Regions from separate parts of the Homo sapiens genome. Here regions 1 and 2 are each linked to region 3. Evidence: chromatin loops called from intact Hi-C (ENCODE). Cell type or tissue: endothelial cell of umbilical vein. All regions are shown on one strand.

The links. A loop is a pair of places that touch in the nucleus more often than their neighbours do. Peaks named below come from ENCODE experiments on the same cell type or tissue, not always from the same donor. Only the 100,000 strongest peaks of a DNase experiment are listed, where the experiment ranks them.
Region 1: a loop joins it to region 3, with 5 times the contacts of the local background. A loop is called at or near these places in 14 of 110 quality-filtered maps.
Region 2: a loop joins it to region 3, with 10 times the contacts of the local background. A loop is called at or near these places in 9 of 110 quality-filtered maps.

The regions. Positions count from the first base shown.
Region 1 is chr2:20,753,605-20,757,604 of GRCh38, reverse strand. The region is part of intron 4 of LDAH (lipid droplet associated hydrolase); the gene reads left to right. Among named protein-coding and RNA genes, the nearest start is that of LDAH, 67 kb to the left of the region's middle. In endothelial cell of umbilical vein, no CTCF peak of the experiment used is centred here; a DNase peak (open chromatin) is centred at 2,274.
Region 2 is chr2:20,915,676-20,919,675 of GRCh38, reverse strand. No RefSeq gene overlaps it. Among named protein-coding and RNA genes, the nearest start is that of LINC02850, 58 kb to the right of the region's middle. In endothelial cell of umbilical vein, no CTCF peak of the experiment used is centred here; a DNase peak (open chromatin) is centred at 1,795.
Region 3 is chr2:20,660,075-20,664,074 of GRCh38, reverse strand. No RefSeq gene overlaps it. Among named protein-coding and RNA genes, the nearest start is that of GDF7, 5.1 kb to the left of the region's middle. In endothelial cell of umbilical vein, a CTCF peak has its summit at 2,423 (motif pointing left); a DNase peak (open chromatin) is centred at 2,404; H3K27me3 peaks cover 2,288 bases.

The DNA of each region.
Region 1 (4,000 bases), 94 kb before region 3:
AATATCTGGGCACCCTGTGGCCCAGTCAAGCTGACATGTAAAATTGACCATCACAGCTTGGCAAGTATTTTTTTTAACTGAATACCTGACATTATATGTGAAAAATTAGTAAAACAATATTAGAATCTTATCTTCCTCCAGGGAGGATTTACCTTTGTTTTTGCAATTATTCTTAGGGTAGGTCACTTTGATGCCATTGGGAATTGGGTTGAATCAAAGCTATCTTTGGAGGGGCTGGCCTATTTCCAGTTCATCGTTACTTCTAGGGTATAGTCCTTTAATAGTTTCCACTGAAAGCCTAGAGTGCCTTCTCTTTTATGGGCACACAATTCCCAGGTTTTTCCTTCAAGCTCACAAGATTTTTCAGAAACTCTCTTCAGCTTCTTGGCTTCTTAGCTACTGCTTGCAAATCAGCAAATAACAAAGAAAAGCTACTTCAGCACTCCTCTCTGAAGTTCCTTTTTCCCTAGCATTTTAGCCTTCAAATCTCCTCTGCCTCTGATGCCTTCAAGGGGACTTTAAAAAACTTTCCCAACTTTTCTAATTGTTCTTGGCAAGGAGATTGCTCTCCAACAAGATAGCCTGCCATCTTCACCTCCTATCAACACCATTAGCAGCTGGTGCTGAGCTTTAAGTTCTTCCAGCTCTGCTATTGAGAAGTATGTCATTTCAAGTTTTTAATTATTTTTGTGAACTGTTTTCTTCCTCTGGAAAGTTTTAGAATATTCACTTTATTGTCAGTATTATATTTTCTGATGATATTCCTTGGACTATTTATCCTTTTTAATCCAGAAACTGGCATACTTACACACTGAAAACTCTTGTATTTTTTTCTCTACTTGTTTTCTCATTATTTGTGTGTTATACTTTCAGAAAAGATTTTCTTGATTTATTTTCTTTTCCATTATCCATTTCTTTCAATTTTTAGTTTTTTGCAATGAGAAATAGGGGATATTTTCCCTACTTTATCTTCCAATTCATCTAATTAAACTTTTGATTTTGGCATCTATGCAAATAGTTTCTAAGGAATTTCTTGTTCTTTTCTTCCTTTTTGTAATATCCTTTTTATTTTTACTTCATGGGTCTCTCTTTCTCTCTCTCTCAGGAAAACATTTTTTAGAGTTTTTGGGCTCCTGCATTGTCTGTATTCATTCTGAATTCCTTTCTTCATGCTTTTAAAAAAAGTACTGATCTGTCTCTTGTAAGTGAAGCTTTCCTCAAATGTCTAGTGCTTATTCATTATCCACTCATATTTAAGAATGAGGCACCAGGCTGGGCACGGTGGCTCTCACCTGTAATCCCAGCACTTTGGAAGGCCGAGGTGGGTGGATCACCTGAGGTCAGGAGTTCGAGACCAGCCTGACCAATATGGTGAAACCCCGTCTCTACTAAAAATACAAAAATTAGCTGGGCATGGTGGCGCACACTTGTAATCCTGGCTACTTGGGAGGCTGAGACAGGAGAATTGCTTGAACCTGGGAGGCAGAGGAGGTTGCCCGGAGCCAAGACCGCGCCACTACACTCTAGCCTGGGTGACAGAGTGAGACTCCGTCTCAAAAAAAAAAGAAAAAAAGAATGAGGCACCAAAACTATCAGGAGGTTTTGTATGGGAGTGGGTTTGGTCAGCTGGTCAGCTGTACTACAGGGTAATTTGGACAGGTATCCAACTTTTTTTGGTGTGGTATTCTCCAGTGTACATATTTTTTCTGGAGCCATTAAGTCTCTTCAGAAAAACATTTTCAAACCACTTATCTAACACACAGCATCCTGAAGCAAACAGCTCAAGGAGCTGGAGTTTGCATGGGAGAATGTCTTAGCATTTAGTATTTTGGCTTTCACTTATATTGTTTTTATGATGTTCCTTTTCCCCTGCCTTTTTCTGTGCCCTGTGTCTCCAGATCAGGAGCCTCTTTCTTCTATTTCTACACAGAATAAACCTCCAGGCCATGATGGGGTTATGGAGAAGTTGCTTGAGGGTATTGGATGAGGCAAGTGTCCCAGGGGACTGGCTGCCTCTCAGCCAGCCTTTCATTCATCAAGTCTGCTCTGTGCCCTGCACTGTTACTGGCACCTGTTATGGTCTTGGATCCATCTGTGAACAAAATAGGAAAAGAAACAAAAAACAAACTGCTTATGCAGAATTTACAGTTTACTAAGGAGAGATGGTAATAAGCATAAAAATGAGTAAATTAATATGTTCAAAGGTGATACTGCCTTGATATAAAGAGTGGAGCAAGATAAAGGGGATTGGAAGCACCATGGCTGGGGGATAGAGGGCAGTGGTGGACTGCAAGTGATTTTTAAAACTTTTTATTTGGAAATAATTTCAAACTTAGAGAAGAGTTGTAAGACTAAGAATAGTGCAACAACATGAGATACACTTTTACCAGATTTACCTGTTGTTAATATTTTACCTCATTTGCTTTATTTGCTCCCCTACACACACACACACACACACACACACACACACACACAAACACAGACACACAATATTTCTTCTTGAACCGTTTGAGGATAAATTGAATATATTATTGCCCCTTATCCCTAAAGACCTCCTTAAGATGTTCTTAAGAATAAGAATATTCTCTTAATCAACCACAGTACAGTTATCAATGTCAGTAAATGTAATATTGATGTAATACTTTAATCTACCTTGCATATTCCCATTTTGTCATTTGGCCCACTAATGTCCTTGATAGCATTTTCCCTCTTCCACTATGGTCTGGAGAATCAGGTATTGCCTTGAATTTTCATGTTCCTTTATTCTCCTTTAGTATGAAACATCTCAAGCATATTCCTTTGTTTTTTCATAAAACTGACATTTTGAAGAATATAATTCCTTTTTAAAAAGAGATTATCCTGATTTTGTATTTGTCTCATGTTTCCTTTTGACTAGATTAAGGTTTTGCATTCTTAGCTGTAAAATAATACCTCATAGGTGATGCTATGTCCTTCTCAGAGTAGGTCACCTGCAGGCACATGACATCCAGCTGCTCATCATTGGTGATATTAATTTCAATCACCTAATCGAGATGTTATGCAGAATTTCTCCACTGCATGCTTTACTTTTTCTTTTCTTTTCCTTTTTTTTTTTTTTTTTTTTTGTGGCGAGGGTAGTTGGAGTCTTGCTCTGTCACCCAGACTGGAGTGCAGTAGCATGATCTCAGCTCACTGCAAACTCCACCTCCTGGGTTCAAGCAGTTCTCCTCCCTCAGCCTCCCGAGTAGCTGGGATTACAGGCACTTGCTGCCAGGCCTGGCTAATTTTTTTTTATTTTTTTAGTAGAGACGGGTTTCACCGTGTTGCCCAGGCTGGTTTCAAACTCCTGAGCTCAGACAATCTGCCTGCCTCAGCTTCTCAGAGTGCTAGGATTATAGGCATGAGCCACCGCGCCCAGCCTGCGTACTTTACTTTTTCTTAGCAATGAATAAAGAGTCTATGGGGAGGCACTTTTTTTTCATGTCAATATCCTCCTCTTCAACGAAATTTTCTCCTAGATTCAACATCCATTATTTATCCTTGCCTGATCCAATCTTTACCAAGATTTTCTAACTGTAGTACTTTCTTCACATAAACCCATTAGAACTCAATATTCTTTTATAAGCAAGAACCTTCCTTCTTATGTATGTTTAATTTGTATATATGTATTTATCAGCATGGACTTATGAATTTCGGATTTATTAAAGGTATATGATTCATTACCATATTGATTTTGGTGATAAAATTATTCCATATTTGGCCACTGGGAGCCACTTAAGTCGGGCTCCTGTTGTAACTGCAATTTTAAGCAAGATGTTTATTAGGCATCATAGAAGTGACCTGCTGGAGGTAGAGTTAGCCACATGGCTATCTAGGGTACAAGGGTTCTAAACAGCAGAATAGTTATTACAAAGGCTTTAAGGCCGTGAGTATGCCTGTTTGAGAAACAGCAAGGCCAGTGTGACTGGAGCAAAGTGACTAAGGTGTGAAGTAATAAGACAGGGAAACTTTCATTGCATTT
Region 2 (4,000 bases), 260 kb before region 3:
GCGCAGAACTCTTCCACCCGCACTGAGGGAAACATTCAGAGCAACCCTACAGAACAAAGCCCGGCCTTGGTGGCCAGCTCAGTGTGCCCAGAACATCACATGACTGGACATGAAAGGGCTGAGGAGGATGCTTGCTGGAGGGGCACTTAGCCTGGAAAACCTGAAAGCATCCCCTTGACTAAGAGCCGCTAACCACAGCCTCAATGAATGATTAATGATTATGACCGGAGCTTATTGCAAACAGGCATGTGACAGCAGAGCCACTACCCACCCGCAGGACCTGCCCATGTGATTGATGAGCCACCGAGGTGTGCAGGGGGCTGCAGGGAAAAAGGGGCAGCTCAAGCAGCAGCTGCTGGGGGTCACCCATCCTTGGAGGGGGCAGAGAGATGCCAGCGTCTGTGTTCTGGGCTGCAGCTCATCTCACAAAAGCCGTACCAGCCAACCTGCATTATCTACCCAGGCGACGATAGGAGGGCGTGGGGGCCTGGGTCAAACACTAATAAGGAGTGAGGTGCAGAAATGGGTGAGATGGCCTGGGAGGGGTCCCTATCCAGTGCGTGCATCGGGTAGGATAACTGCAGTTTTGGAACTACGAGGAGTGTGCAAGGTGCTCTGAGAGAAAACTGTGTGCTCTGCATGGACACAGCAGCTGCAAGAAATGTGTTATCTGGCCTAAGACATTCCCCCAGCCCTCCACACAACCACTGCCAGCCAGAGACAGACTTTCCTAGGACCCCATATCGCTTTTCAACGGGATCTGCAAAGGAGAGGAGAGGGTGGCTGAAGTCAAGTTCTCATTCTGGTGCTTTCTTTCTTCTCCACAGGGCCAGTCCGCAGCCAGAGAGCTAAGTTAGCACAACGTCCTCACCCTGCCGACCACTCCTAGCCAGAACCCTCCAGGATGCCCAAGCCGAGCTCTCTGTTTCCCCTTCCAAAGCCAGGTCCAGCAGGAGACTGGGCTTGGCTCTCTGATGGATTCAGGACAGGGGACAAATCAGCCACATTCATGGAGCAGGGACTGTGGGAGATGAGGAAGGCACAGCCCCTACCTTCAGGAGTTTGTATTCTCGTTAGCAAGACAAGCTTCCCTCCTGCCAAACAAGCTCAGACTGAACAAAGCATCAGCCCTGAATGTGCTGCCGAGAGGGAATGAGAAAAGGGACAGCAACATTGGGATGAGAGGCTTTCGGGAGAGGCCAGAAAACCTGAGAAGGGCCGTTGAGGCCCCTGCTGGGCTGCAGGCTTCTACCCATGACAGGGCCACTGCCCAACCTGGGCCACCAAAGTATACAAGGCCACCATTCCCACCCAGGTCTTCAGAGGCACCTCTGAGTGGCCCCGAGGCAGTGGCAGCAGGCGAGTTCAGCAGGGAACCGAGACCTCTTTGAGACAACGCAGAGAGCCAGCCAGGAGCCCAGGGACAACCCTTGTGGGGGCCGGGCTGCTCAGTGGATCTGGCTCTGTTTCATCTTAATACACTCCTGCATGTACCTGATATCTGATACTCGTCCTACAGCATGCAAATCTAATAAATTCTTGGCTCCTGCAAGTTTCTTCAAAAATATAAAAGAGGATCATATATAAAGAAGTTGATTAATATACACCCTGCTAAAACAGCCTGGAACATCTGTGTATTAAGTTCATTTATTAAATTACACCAATCTGTATTTTAATGAGTGAAAGATACAGTACTTATTCTGTCATCCATCAAAATAAACTCAGGAAATACTTAACATTATAATCATTTTTCTTGTTTGAACACGAGTTATGAAATATGAATCCCACACTAAGAATGCTGGGCTTGCCGTCATGATCAAATATGTTTTCACAGGTGCAGCAAATATTCAGTTTTCATTTCTTTCTCCAACTGTTGAAAATATAAACCATGTTTTCTATTCCTTCACTGGGTAACTCTGCCTTCCCTCCACATGGCATCCATTATTGCAGACTTATTACCCCACCGTCTTTTTCCCCCCAAACCCACTCCTCCTAAAGTTGCTTCGTAATGAAAACACAGGCTTCTGTGGGGCCCCCACAGCACAAGCTCTTCCCCGGGGCGGGGGGGTCTTTGGGCTCAGGCTGGGGCACTGTCCTTTACTTCCATCCTAATGGCAGCCACGTCCTCTTGGTTGGAGCCTGAGTTCTGGAAGCTGTTTGAAGCAAACAGTCCATCTGGTCAAAAACACAAATGGCATGGAGCCCTCCAGCCACAGTGAAGCCAACAGTGAAGCTGGAGCGTCTCCAGGTCCACTGGCTGCCTCTCAGAAATATCCCACTAAGACGAGGGGGCAACTTTAATAGGAGCCGAAGCCTCAGGAGTGAGTCCAGAGTTTACCTGCGTTCAGCTATCCTTGGACCAGAAGTCTCGGGACTCTTGGAATAAAACTACTCACAAAGCAGCAAGTTTCCAGGAGCTGAGGAAGGCCAGTGCCTGTGCCCAGTGTCAGTGGGAGCTCATCGTGTCGGAGGATTCTGGGAAAAGCTCCAGCTATGTAATCTGCTGAGCAGGGCCAGCCCTATAGGAGGCACATGAACCCAGTCACAAGCTGGCCAGGCTTCTTCCTGTATAACTCACTCTGTGGCGCCCCATCACCAGCAGGGAAGTCACACTTCCACCACACGGCTTCTGCCTCTCTTGGATTTCATTTCTGGCTGCTCCTACCTGGTCCCCTAACACATCCACGACTCACACACTTTACCATTCAGCCCTGCTGAGCTACCACCTGCTGGGGCACAAATCTTCCATGTTCTCTCCTACCCCAGGTTTTGCTCTTGCTGTTCCCTCTTCCCAGAATACACTTCTTTGTTCTTCTTTTTCTTCACCTGGTTAATTATTTAACTTTGATCGCAGGACTCACACCATGGGAAAGCCCTGTGGAGAAGGCCACTCATTTTGACCACTAGGAGTCAGGGAAACCTCACAGAGAAGGTGACGTGGACCCAAGAGCCAGAACTGTCCAGGAGGGAAGGATGGGGAGGCATTCAAGGCAGAAGGAAGCCTATTAGCAAAGGCACAGGGTGCAGAGCACTAGAGCTATTTGCAGATGGAGAGGCAGAGAGAGATGGGTGGGGCACAGGAGATGGGGCAGGGATGAGAGTTTTGGAGCCAGATTAGGGAGGATCTTGTGTGCTGGGCCAAGGGATCTTATGCTATAGATAAAGGAGAAGTTTTGAAAGGCTTTAAAAATTCAAGGGATGTGTTCAGATTTGGATTTTAGAAATGACGGCTACTGGTGATTCAGTGTAAATAAGGGCATTTGTGAGAGATCCTGGAGCTGGCAGAGAGGCTAGTGGGACCCTGCTAGAGTAATGGAGGCAGGTGTCTTGGGCCTGGGTGGAGGCAGTGCAGGGCACCTCCCCACATGCCAGGAACATTGCACAGGAGGTGTGCAGGAGCAATTCTGAGGAATTGCACTGATTGCCCAGGCTCCCAGCCTCCCCAGGAGCAGGCTCCAGCTCTCCTGCGCCTGAGGAACCCAGTATCCTCAGTCCAACCTTCTAGGCCTTGAATCTGCTTGGTCTGTAGCCAGAAGACCTGCTGATTCTCGTAGGATGCAAGCCTAGGGACCTTCCTCCCCAGCCCTCACTTCCCCTCCCTCCCCACTCCACACCCACCTTTAACAAGATCCAGAAACCTGAAACAGCATCCTTCTGGGTGATTTGAGAGTGAGCCTTTGACACCCCATACAAAGACGGGAACAAGTCATAAATAGGCAATTCACAGAGAGGAAGCATCAGTAGCTAATACTCCCTGTGATTTTCTGAGTAGTTCACAGCAGATATGGCACAGACGCTGACTAATCCAAACAGGCTCAGGCTGCAGCACTGTTGCAGGGTCATGGGAGTGCCCCTCAGGGTCAGGCACCCCTGTGAATACTGGATTATGGGGAGGCCCAGGGCAGGGGTCCCAGTGGAGGGGCTGCGTTGGGGAAGCCAGTGCGGAGGAGCATTTGGGGGCTCAGACAGAGGCTATTTCAACAACTGGCTCCTGCTGGCT
Region 3 (4,000 bases):
TCTTGCCTGCCACTGCTCGCAACTGGAAGCGGAAAACACTTGCCATGGAAAATAGCCTGTCATACCAGCAGCAGGACCTGCCCATGACCCAGGTCTCCAGGTGCCCTGCCCAGTTGGGACTTCCTCTTAGGTGATGTGGGGATCCTTAGGTCGATTGGCTGGGCAGGAGAGAGCTAGTTTGCACAGCCCGGAGCCCTTGAAGCTGTGCACCACATGCTAACTGCACTAAGAGCCTTGAGAATGAAAACCTTCCTCTGTGTTGCCCCAGCCATCACTGGGGAGCAGATGAGGCCCAGAGGCAGATGTCAGGAGCAGAGATCAGAGAAGGTTGGGAGAAAACTGGGGCCTGAAAGCCCTAACTTTAGTTCTTCATCCATCTGATCACCCCCAAACCCCAGACCTCCAGACTCCAGCTGAGTCCTCCTCAGAGAGAGAAGGTGAGATTGCCTCCAACGGAGGGAGGAGGGGAAAGCAGCCTGCTTGGGGCGATGTTTGACAACTGGGATGAAGAGGGGCAGTTCCCACATTCCCGCCCCAGACCCTTCCTTGCAGAGCACTTTGCTGCTCTTCCACCCCTTGCAGAAGCTGTTTGTTTTCTCTGAACACCAAGTCCCTGATTCAGTCATAGAATCCAAGGATCTGAAAACAACTTTTGGGGTTATTATTTAAGCCAACTTGCCATGCATGCCTGAATCATAACAAATTGCTTCCTGGGCTGCACTTGCATACCTGCAGAGGTGGGGAACTCCCTATCCAAGGCAGCCTCTGATACCTCTGAATGGGAGGAAGTTCTTTTTTGTTCTTTTTTTTTTTTTTTTTTTTTTTAGGAGACAGGGTCTCCCTCTGTGGCCCAGGCTGCAGTGCAGTGGCAGAATCATGGCTCACGGTAACTCAAATTCCTGGGCTCAAGTGATCCTCCTACCTCAGCCTCCCTAGTAGCTGGGTCTACAAGCACAAGCCACCACACCCAGCTAATTTTTAAAAATATTTTGTAGACACAGGGTCTTGCTGTGTTGCCAAGGGTGGCCTCAAAGCATCCTCTTGAGCCCAGGCTCAGTCTCCCAAAGTTCTGGGATTACGGTTGTGCTTTCCTGTACCCGGTTGTGAGGAAGTCCTCTCTACTACTACTAGGAGAGCCACATCTCTCGAAGGTACCTTTGCTGTGGGGAGTTTGCATGTCATCTGGGAACCTACAACACTAGATTGATACTACTTAGGGAGTTAGTCTTGGATCCCGCCAGCTACAGCCATTTTGAAGCGACTGTCAGGTACGGGAACTTGGGCAAGCCCCAGCTGTAGCCTACTCAGCCTTGCCCAGGGTCTCCTGCCATACCCAGACACCTGGCCCCATGTCTGATGACAAGACAACTAAAAGATCCCTTAGAGGCAACCTACTCTACATTGTCCACATGCAGAAGCCAAGTCCCCAACAAGGGGATGTGATCAGTAGCCTGTCATTTGGCATCATAGCCATCTTCTATCCTGGGTCCCCCTGTGATCAGGGGCCTTTGTTCTCCATTGCAGCCCAGAGGGTCTTGCCTCACCTCTGCTTAGGGCACCCTGTGGGTGCAACATAATGAGGGTCAGCCTTTGCCCTCCCCTCTCCTCTGTTGGGGATGCTGGGTCCCTGCAGCCATGCACTAACTTGGAACATAAAACTGATAATCCTGAGAGTCAAGAGACCTCAATTCAAATCGTGCCTCTAAACTTGGGCTGCAAGTTCCTCACCCTTCCTGGCTTTAGACCCCAGATGTGCAGTGAGGCTGACAATCAAACGTCCACAGGGTTTGCAGTGAAAGACGGGAAGAGTGTGAGATGGGTCCACTGCCTGGGACCCAGCCAGGAGCCTGTCCTCTGTCTGGACCCACCGTAGCCTCTGGGCCTTTTGACTCAGAGCTGGAGAAAGGTTTGGAGGTGAGGAGATAGGGCTCTGGGTTAGGTCTCCCAGGGAAGGCAAGGGACAGAAGTTGATGACAACAGCCTGCAGAGCCATCCACCCTCTCTGGGTCTGGTGATGATGGACTCCTCTCAGTCCAGAAATCTGCTGCAAATGTCTCCCACAGAAAGACCTGGGACAGCAAGGTGGGAAGATTGCAGCGGGCTCTGGCTTAGCCCCATAGGATGCCCAGGGCTGGGCTTCCTGAAGCTAGAGGAATTTCCCAGGCTCAACTGGTGATACCCGGCCCCAGGTTACTCAGAGCAACAGCTCTGGCATCCACACTGGGGTCAGCCACAGCTCTGGCCCCAGGCCGCTGGGCGTGGCCTGCCCCTGTGCCCCAGGCTACCGGGAGGGGGAGGAGAGGCAACAGAGAAGAAGGGAGAAAGGTAGCTTCTTTACCAGAAGCCTTCCAAAAGGGACATCTCAGAGCCCTTGGGTTTGGGACGAATCAGGGAGGGCTGGTGGACACTGCCATCTGCTGGTTACTTGTTGTAACAGCAGTGCAGTGTTGAGGAACTTCCTACTTACTGGGAGAAGACTCAGGAACCAGTGCTCTGGGCCTCTGCAGGTGAACAAGCTCGCATGGGGCTGTAAGGTGTCCTGGGAGATGAGTGACAAGGACCATATGCTTCCATTGACCCAGGAAAAAGACTACAGTATAGGGTCATGATAAAGATCTGGCTTCCAATCCACTTTTGCTGTGTTCGAGCTTTGTGACCCTGATTAAATTAACCTCTGTCATCTTCTGTCTCTTTGTCTTTAAACAGGGACAGGGTTGCCTACTTATAAGGGGTGTGTCAAAGAGTAGATTAAATCAAGTAGGAAAAGTCCTTGCCCCAGTGCTGGCTCAGTTAAAAAAAAAAAAAATGGTGGCGTTTCATGCCATCTGGGTAAGTCCTGGTTTAACCAGTTGGAAGGCCAGCTCATCTAGCTTGTTCATTCAGTCTCCTGGGTGTGGCCACTGTCTTGGAGGCATTTCCCCTCTGTGGACTTGCTCACCATGGATTTCAGTATTCTGAATGTTCTGCAGCTGTGTCTTCAGTAGATTTTCTTGGAGACCTTTGTGGACACATGAGATTTAAAACAAACAAATAAACAAACAAACAAAAAACTACTTTTGGAAAAAAAGCTGCGGACTCTTTGTGCAATAATTTGGAATGCCCAGCCCTCCAGTCTTACTTAGATAGAGCTCAGGGTTTCTGTTCTAGACCCACAATGATTAGAGGAACCAAATTATCTGCCGCCTGGGAAGATAGGGGCTGACAGGAACAGAGTTGGAGGAACTAGAAGATGTGTCCACAGTCTAGGATATGAGACTTGCAGCCACCCCTGAGGATGACAATATTGGGAACAAATGATCCACCAGTTCCTGAAACAGAGTGTTGACCCGGAGGATCACAGGGCTGACCGGATCCTGGTGTCTGGGGATTGGCTGTCTCAGCTCTTCTGGTCCACATAGTAAAGGTGTCTGTGAGATTTGTCTGCAGGAGGCAGTCTCCGAGGCTGCCCCGCAAAGAACGAGGCACTTACAAAACTGGGAACCTGGCCCTAGGCTATGACTCCCCCATGTGCCCTCTCACCCTCATTTCCTAGGTAGCAGATCCATCCTAAATAAGGTGTTAATTTAGGGCAACTAAAACAGAGCCCAGCTAGGTTCTGTCCTCCGAGTCTTCATTCCTGGTTTGAATGAGGAGCTAGAGGACTCTAATCAAAATGCTTGTCCTCATTGCTGGGGACACAAATCTGGAAGTTAGTAAAAACACTGGGTTACAGAATCAACATCTAAAAAGTCATTAGCAAATCACTGCAAAATTGAAAGAATAATGAGATAGCACTTTTTTCCTCTCTAAATCTAGCAAAACTGAAAAATATGAAACCCGTTATTGGCAAAAGGATGGGCAAACGGGCACATCTACATATACCTTTGGCAGGAATATAAGTTCGTAGAGATTTTTCAAGAACATGGATCATGAAATACAGGCTATCTAAATTTAAAAAAAAAAGATTTTTCAAGAAGAGCATCAACATTTTAAAGAAGGAAAGGCTTTGATTCAGCACTTT